Linked DNA regions of Homo sapiens: region 1 is linked to region 2. Evidence: chromatin contacts called from ENCODE Hi-C or POLR2A ChIA-PET data. All regions are on one chromosome and are shown on one strand. Each heading gives the region's core, a stretch centred on a gene start or an enhancer-like site at or near the end of the contact. The rest is flanking DNA. Distances are from core to core; before and after follow the strand shown. Region 1 holds the start of DCDC2 (doublecortin domain containing 2). Region 2 overlaps CDKAL1 (CDKAL1 threonylcarbamoyladenosine tRNA methylthiotransferase).

What was found. A loop is a pair of places that touch in the nucleus more often than their neighbours do. ChIA-PET counts read pairs that join two places held with the same protein, here RNA polymerase II (POLR2A).
Region 1: a loop to region 2 is called in a map of psoas muscle, with 19 times the contacts of the local background. The contact joins the promoter of DCDC2 here to the enhancer-like site in region 2. A Hi-C loop is called at or near these places in 1 of 168 maps with a recorded cell type or tissue (psoas muscle). POLR2A ChIA-PET finds 5 or more read pairs at or near these places in 1 of 52 experiments (activated CD4-positive, alpha-beta T cell).

The regions. Positions count from the first base shown.
Region 1 is chr6:24,355,087-24,359,611 of GRCh38, forward strand. It overlaps DCDC2 (doublecortin domain containing 2), which reads right to left and starts at 2,973. Exons shown (of 10, transcript NM_016356.5): 1 at 2,372-2,973. The coding sequence starts at 2,664. It overlaps KAAG1 (kidney associated DCDC2 antisense RNA 1), which reads left to right and starts at 1,817. Exons shown (of 1, transcript NR_174942.1): 1 at 1,817-3,199.
Region 2 is chr6:21,107,968-21,112,642 of GRCh38, forward strand. It overlaps CDKAL1 (CDKAL1 threonylcarbamoyladenosine tRNA methylthiotransferase), which reads left to right. Exons shown (of 16, transcript NM_017774.3): 13 at 434-496. Among named protein-coding and RNA genes, the nearest start is that of LINC00581, 400 kb to the right of the region's middle. Within about 2 kb of position 1,785, at least 5 of the 41 ENCODE cell types and tissues checked have a DNase peak (open chromatin) inside an H3K27ac peak, as active enhancers do.

The sequences.
Region 1 (4,525 bases), core at 1,723-4,222, 3.2 Mb after region 2:
TCTATCATTATAACCGTAGATACTACTTCTTTAACACAAATAAAATAGTCATCTGTCAGCATGGAAACCTAACCATGGACACTGTTATAACAAATTCAGTTTTTTGTGTATGAACTGAAAGCAAAAATAACATGCAAATCTCTTAGAGAGACTTGAGTACACTTTTTTATTTGGTGTGGAACTGTACCTTTTTTTTTTAATCTTGTGAGTTGGTAGGATCAAATAAACAAAAGAACATGAACTATAAAAGTGAGTCTACAATTTTCAGCCGTTCAGAGATTCTGAACCAGACTTTCATTTCCACGAAATTGCTTTAGACGGAAATATTTAATAAAAAATAAAGTATGTAACAAAAGGAACTGGTCATAGAGGTGTCTTATATTTATGTAACACTTTGGTGTTTACAAAACACACATCTATAGCATTTACTTTTTATCACAGCCCTGTGTGGTACAAATGATTATGCACCTTTTCTGTATTAAGAAACTGATTAGCTGAGTCAAGCGACTTGCCCAAGGACACAGAGCTGATGAGCAACTCAGTCTTCAGTCTCCTGGTTTTAAGTTTCCTTTAAGCATGCAATTTCATTTAGCCCTTTTTTACGAAGTTTAACAAAGCATGCTTAAGAAGCTTCAGGGGAGGGAAAAATAAATCCAAATATATCCCTCACTTTCCATGAAAAGAATGTCTGACGTAACAAAAAGTATAATAGAATACCTAGAACTCAATTTAAACAAATATAGGAGAAGAAGGATTACATTCAAGAATTTTAGTGATATTTTGAAAAATATTTCTATGTAGTTATAAGACTTTATTTGAATTTTAATTATTAAGAATCCAATAATGCTTATGAATTCATAAGCTTAGATTTATGGTCAAGGCTTTTTTCTATCCTGGGGCCCAAGATGAATTTCAATTAAAATGTTCTATTAAACTATGGAATACAGAGTTACCATGTGATCCAGCAATTTCACTCTTAGGTATACACCAAAGAGAAATGAAAACTTGTACACAAATATTCATAGATGCATTATTCATAATAGTTAAAATGTGAAACAACCCAAATATACATCAAACTGATAAATGGATAAGCATGGATATAAAAGGTAATATACCCAAATCATGGAATGTTATTCAACAATAAAAAGAATGAAGTATTGATGTATGATACAACATGGATGAACCTTGAAAATGTTACAGTAAGTGAAATAAGCCAGACATAAAGACCATATACCGTATGATTCCATTTATATGATATGTCCAGAATAGACAAATCCATAGATTCAGAAAATAGATTAGTGGTTTCCAGATGACAGGGGACAGAGGAAACTGGGAGGTACAAATGTTTTGGCGGGAGGGGTGGAAATGAACTACAATTAGTTGGTGGTGATGGTTGCACAACTCTGAATACACTGAAAGCCAATGAAATGGTTGGACTTCATGCCATGAGAAATCTATCTCAATAAAGCTGTAAAAAAAAAATGGAATGTAAAATTCTACCTGTCCTATAATGACCACCCCAACCAACTCTCAACTCACAATTCCCACATAACTTTATTTTTCTATGCACATATCCCTTTGTAGCTTGCATTAAAATTGTTAGTGTGCAGGTAGTCCAGTTAGACTGAAAGCTCCTAAAGACAAGGAATCATGCCTTGCTCATCTTTGTTCCCTGAACTGACGGTTTCTTAATTCACTGAACACTCACTATGAGTGAGCTCAAGAGCTGGGAATAAGGACCCCTGCCCTTGAAGGTCTAATCACGTTGCTGGAGACAGACAGTCGACAAATACAGTCAGCCAGTAAACTCTTCCTGCATTATGCTAACAGCATAAACATGCAGGGGGTGGGAGCAGGGTCACAAAAGTGAGTGTTGTCAATTCTACTTGGAATGAAAGGTTGAAATAATTTAAACAGTACGGGAAATGCAGAGCAATTTTCTCCTCTGGTGACAATATAGTGTCCAACACTTGGAAGTGATTTTTAAGAATGTTTATTTAAATTAAAAGGATGGATTTCCAAGGAAAAAAAATAAGGAAAAGGAAAGAAAAAACTGAACAGAAAACGCAAAAGTATCAGTTTGGTCACTAACCTTTGCAAGGATACCTTTTTATTTTCTTTAAGATTCCTGTTGTTTATACACAGATTTTAAGTTTACTCCTACTGCTGACCCAAGTGAAATTCCTTCTCCAGTCACAGTGTCAACCTCTACCCCCCAACTGCAACGAGAGTTTTGAGGGGCATCAATCACACCGAGAAGTCACAGCCCCTCAACCACTGAGGTGTGGGGGGGTAGGGATCTGCATTTCTTCATATCAACCCCACACTATAGGGCACCTAAATGGGTGGGCGGTGGGGGAGACCGACTCACTTGAGTTTCTTGAAGGCTTCCTGGCCTCCAGCCACGTAATTGCCCCCGCTCTGGATCTGGTCTAGCTTCCGGATTCGGTGGCCAGTCCGCGGGGTGTAGATGTTCCTGACGGCCCCAAAGGGTGCCTGAACGCCGCCGGTCACCTCCTTCAGGAAGACTTCGAAGCTGGACACCTTCTTCTCATGGATGACGACGCGGCGCCCCGCGTAGAAGGGGTCCCCGTTGCGGTACACAAGCACGCTCTTCACGACGGGCTGAGACAGGTGGCTGGACCTGGCGCTGCTGCCGCTCATCTTCCCCGCTGGCCGCCGCCTCAGCTCGCTGCTTCGCGTCGGGAGGCACCTCCGCTGTCCCAGCGGCCTCACCGCACCCAGGGCGCGGGATCGCCTCCTGAAACGAACGAGAAACTGACGAATCCACAGGTGAAAGAGAAGTAACGGCCGTGCGCCTAGGCGTCCACCCAGAGGAGACACTAGGAGCTTGCAGGACTCGGAGTAGACGCTCAAGTTTTTCACCGTGGCGTGCACAGCCAATCAGGACCCGCAGTGCGCGCACCACACCAGGTTCACCTGCTACGGGCAGAATCAAGGTGGACAGCTTCTGAGCAGGAGCCGGAAACGCGCGGGGCCTTCAAACAGGCACGCCTAGTGAGGGCAGGAGAGAGGAGGACGCACACACACACACACACACAAATATGGTGAAACCCAATTTCTTACATCATATCTGTGCTACCCTTTCCAAACAGCCTAATTTTTCTTTTCTCTCTTCTTGCACCTTTACCCCTCAATCTCCTGCTTGCTCCCAAATTAAAGCAATTAAGTTCCTGGATGTAGTTGCCCAGGTTTTTCTTTGCTGGAAGATAAATGTGCAAAGCCAGATGCGGTGGCTTACGCCTGCAAATTCCAGTACTTTGAGGGGCCCAGGCGGGAGGGCTGCCTAAGACCAGGAGTTCTAGACCAGCCTGGGAAACACAGGGAAAGCCCCCGTCTCTATAACGCGCCTGTGATCCCCTGAGGCAAGGAGTTTGAGACCAGCCTGACCCGGTCTCTACAATTAAAAAAAAAAAAAAAAAAAAAAAGTAGGTGGGCAGGGTATTCGCCTGTGGACCCAGCTATCTCGGAGGCTGAGGCGGGAGGATTGTTTGAGCCCAGGAGGTCGAGGCTGCAGTAACCTATGATTTTGCCACTGCACTCCAGCCTGGGCGACACAGCAAGACCCTGTCTTAGAAAATAAAATATATATTTTTTTTATATATATATTTTATATATTTTATTTTATATATATTTTATTTATTTATTTATATATTATATATTTTTATATATAATATATAAAATATATATTTTATATATTATATATAAATATATATATTATATTTATATATATATTTATATATTATATATAATATATATAATATATATGTATTATATATATTTATATATATAATATATTATATATTATATATATTATATATTATATATTTTATATATTATATATTATATATTATATATTATATATTTTATACATTATATATTATATATTATATATTTTATATATTATATATTTTATATTTTATATTTTATATATATTATATATTTTATATATCATATATATTATATATCATATATTTTTATATATTATATATTTTATATATTATATATTATATATATTATATATTTTATATATATTATATATTTTATATATTTTATATATTTTATATATATTTTATATATTTTATATATTATATATATTTTATATATTATATATTTTATATATTTTATATATTTTATATATTATATATAATATATATTTTATATTTTATATATATTATATATTTTATATTTTTTATATATATTATATATTTTATATTTTTATATATATTATATATTATATATATTTTATGTATATTATATATTATATATATTTTATATATTATATATTATATATATTTTATATATTATATATTATATATATTTATATATACTATATAGTATATATATTTATATATACTATATAATATATATTTTATATATAATATATTATATATATTTTATATATTATATATATTTTATATATATTTTTTATATATTTTATATATATTATATATTTTTATATATATATTTTATATATATTATATATATTCAGAGAGAGAAAGAG
Region 2 (4,675 bases), core at 535-3,034:
AAGCCTGAAGGAGGTGTATCGTTTAAATGAATGCATGTCTGTGCCCAATTCTGAGTAACAGCAGTTGGTATTACAATGAAATCGGAAGTGCCCTGTGTATTAAATTTTCTTTCGTTTTCAGTGTTTTCTTCATTTTAGTCTGTTATGTATTTTCAAATACAGTTTTTGATGATGATTAGTGTTTTAGTTATGAAATCTTCTAGGAAGAGGTCACCTGGTTGCTCTGTGATAATGACCCACATAACCATAAAGTGACTTTGGTTTTTAGTTGCACCCCTGTGTCTTCTCAGCCTCCACAAAGGAAGAATCTCTTAAAAAAAAAAAAAAAAAACTTTATGTATGTAGAGATATATACACACATGTATATTTTTTATCTGCTGTCAACTCAATTGTTTGTATGTTGGTTTTTTGTTTTTTTTGTTTTTTTTCACAGAAAAAGCAAAGGACAAAAGATCTTTCTCGGGTGTTTCATTCTTACAGTCCATATGATCACAAGGTAAGAGAAGCATGTTAATAGCATATTAAGTATTAAAGTCTTTCCGAATGTATAGTACAATTTTCACCAACATATGGTGATTCTGAAATACACTTACCAATTACATTTATATTTCAATTTAAATTTTTTAGCTCTTTATCCCTTTTAAAGAAAACAGAAATGTTATATTTCTGAACTATAATAATTATATTTTATTCACATTGAAATCTAGTTACATATTGGCACTGAAATCTCAAAGACAGTGAAAAGACACATTTTGGGGTGTATTTTGGTTGGTTGGTTTTTGTTTTTTCTTTCCAAACACTGTACTGGAGGAACTTGGGTTTTGGATTGGTAAAGATAATTGAAATGCTGACTGCAAAACTTGATTCTTCATTCCTCCTGATAGAAAGTTATTTTTCTAAATGAAAATCCTAATAAAAATTAGTACATAGCATCATGTCTGAAATATCTACTGCCTGGAGCTTTGCTACACAGAAAATGACCAAATAACGTGACGACCCACATGTACCCATCCCACAGCTTCATAGATTCATAGTCCGTCTGTGTCATTTATACCCTACCTTCTCCATCCCTCATGTTTGAAAAATTCCTAGACATCTTTTCACTTGTAAGTATTTTACAATATATTTGTAAAAGATAAGCACTCTTTTAAAAAGAAAAAATATGTAGCCATTTTTAAGAAAATGCTTAACTCCACATCTTCATGGGGAAATAGATTACAAGGTTTCAGAGACTTGTGCAAAACTTCTAAACCATGTAGGATTCCAGTAAATCTGTTAATTCGAGGTGATTTCAGAAGCAAACAAAAAATTTGCACAGTTGAAATGCTAATATAAACTTAAATCTTTATCTATGAATTTATAGGGAGACATGTGGTAGGGATTTTTTAACTAGCCAAAGTAAGTAGTGTGAAAACTACTTTCCTCAGTTGAAAATACAGAGATGTCTGGATTCAGGAGGGAAAAATTGTGCCAGTTCATAGAAGTTGAAAGAATTTGAAACACTAGCTTCTAGTGTTTCTATAGTGACCAATTGACTTAAGCACCAAAAACTCGTAAAAGAGATGTTTATGCTTCATGTGACCATGGTGATATGTAATACTAAAACTTATATCATTCCAAGTTACATTTTTCAAGCTAAATCAGTCACATTGCAGAATGCAGCAATTTGTTTGAAAGAGATTGAGAGAGCCAATAGGGTCTGACAATGCAGACAGAAGGAGCAGGCTGATAAGTAATACAACAGCAAAAGGAATGAGATTGGCCAGATTTCTGAAGGTAGTGTTGCATTTTTTTTTAGATGAAGCCACTTAATGAACATAAGTGCAGCAGTGGCTAAAGTTAACATTTAACAACAACAACAAAAAAGGCGATGGCAAATCAGAGGTTTTGCCTGGCTTGTCTAAATTTCGCCCACTTGTAACATTTTTAAATTCGCAGTTAAGGGAAATTCCATTCTTCTTTTATTAGAACTCTTAATGGAACCTAGCCATTTGCAGCTTCTACCGGCTTCCTCCTCATATCCTTTGTGGCATTGTATCAAAGTCACCTCAGATTATTTTGGCTTCCCTTCATTCCTCTACAACTTAGTCATCAGGCAGTGAGGAATTGAATCTAAATGCTTGATGGAGTTCCTTTTGATCTTTAAGATTGGTAATAAATTATTGTAAATAGCTAGACTGCTTGATGAGTGCCTTTTGAAGCTCCTAAGTTTTGGTCTGTTGCCATTCTGTTTTATTCTGGATGTACAGTAGTGAAGGAAAATGGAAAAGTTTTATTCCAGGCAGCTCCCGGCCTCCTTAGTAGCCTTTACCTACTTTTCTAAGTTCCATCCAGGCAAATCTATCCATGTTACTTTTAATATTGTCTCTCACTGATTGGAATGTCCACAAAGACTAGAACCATAGGGATAAAGTAACATGCACTATTTTCCCAATCTGAGAATGTTGCTATTTTTCCCCGCATGAATTAATAGAGGGTTGTGTTTAAAGTTATTTTGTCATTTGAATTACCCACTTATATTCAAGCAAATTGGTTTTCTAGGCAGATAGGTTTTAGTGTAAAGTGTTTTACAAGGTGTGGTTAAAGTTGGTTTAGACATCTCATGCTCAGTGAGATTTCTGGCGTGATCCTTATGAAAATATATACATATATTGTCAGTGAAAGCTTTTATGAAATACAACATCAGTTGTTTGGGGTTTGCTTTAATGCAGGCTGGTGTATTGGCTTATGCCGGTAATCCCAGCACTCTGGGAGTCTGAAGCTGGAGGATCACTTGAGCGCAGGAGTTTGAGACCAGCCTGAGCAACATTGTGAAACTCTGTCTCTATTTAAAAAAAATAAAAATTAAAAATTAGCCAGGCATGGTATTGCACACCTGTAGTCCTAGCTACCGGGGACAGGTTTAGGCAGGAGGATCACTTGAGCCCCGGATTTCAAGTTACTGTGAGCTATGACTGCACCATTTTACTTCAGCCTGGGCAACAGAGCAAGACCCCGTCTCTAAAAGAACATTTTTTTTTAAAATAATTTCAAAGAGCAGAGTGGATAGGGTACAATAAAATAAGATTGCCCATGTGTTGGTGATTATCAAAACTAAATGATGTTTGGGGGGTGTTCATTATTTTATTCTGCATTTTTCTATATGATTGAAATGTTTCATAATAGAAAGATACAAAAAGTAAAATAAACTATGGTCTGCTCCTGGGAGTGAATGTTGTGACGGTTTGCCTCTCTAGCTATATTCATTTTAATGTTCATTTTCCCCTTGACGTAAGTTTATGCCAAAAAAAGAATAGTCAGCATTTTAGTGGATTCATCATGCTGAGTAAACTCAGAAATGCAACTCCTATTCTAAACTTGGCAAAATTTCCTTCGGGTTTCATCCCAAATTATAGTGGGTCACTTAAATGACAGCTTTGCCTACTAGAAACTGTTAAAACAGTTGTAATTACAAAGGGTAGTTAGTGCAACCATTTTGTTCTCAGTGAGTCAGTTGTATTTGCTCTTCTTTCCTTCCCCCAACCAAGATTGCTCCTGCCTGACCCCAGACACAGGAAAGTCACCAGGTTAAACAAACGTGTTGTTTGAGTGAGCCCAGGTGCATTTCTTAATCATACCCCAAAGCCATTGTTTAGGTTGTAAATGGTCAGTTGGTTTTCTCTTAAATGCTGTTGCAAAAAGCAAATAAAGCTAGGAGCAAAATGTGTACCCAGAATAAGGCTTAGAAAATACTTTATTTCTTGCACTAAGAAATGTTGCTTGAGACTAGAAGAATTTCATTTTTGTTTGTTGCCTCTGGTTGCATGTCCATTTCTTAAATTGTTTTCAGGAATTCTTATAATAAATAAAGACTCATACAAAAGGGCTTGACAAAAGTTAACTCCCATTTATCTGTCCTTCTAAAAGAGAACATTAGTAAAGGTAATCCAAAGTAGCAGATAATCTGGTTATATTTTATGCATTATGTTGTTTCCTTTGTCATTTTAATAAACAGGTAATGAACATAACTTGTATTATAGTTTCTGAAACACCATACTAAGTACCAAGGAGGGTTACAGGGCCAGAGAGCTTCCAGGTCACAAAAAGTCCAACCTGGAGTTGATTTTTTTTTTTCTTTTGATAAATCACGGGTAAGTTAGAGTAGGCTATAATTAGAACACTTTTATTAAAACCATGCAAATTAGCATGTGCTGTTTGTCCTTGGCCTGAAGAAGACATTTCTCTGCACATAAAAATGTTTTCCTGTTTCTTTCTCTGTTTTTTGTTAGATTTTATCAGAATTATGTGTTTAGGGGGAAATCTAGGTTTATTAGCCAAACACACATGTTTATAATCTGCTATTGTGAAAAGTTATTCTAAAAAATTGAAATGCTTGGAAGGAAAAAGTTCTATTTACATCTACAGTGGTTTTTAACATCTGCAAACACAGTTAATCTGCATGAATTAGTGCACACTCCACCACTAAAAGTGAGTCTTTAACAGGTAGTCACTATTTTTCTGTATTTTGTGAAGTGGGCTTCTTGCTTTCTTTTAGTGGCTTGTTATATTAGTAATTTTTCTGCATATACATGTCAGTGGACACACTTGAGAAGAAACATTGTCATCTAGCTCCTGTGTTGGTGAACTGGGCTTTTCTTTTTCTTTTGATAACTATCATTATTTAATTACTTTTCTA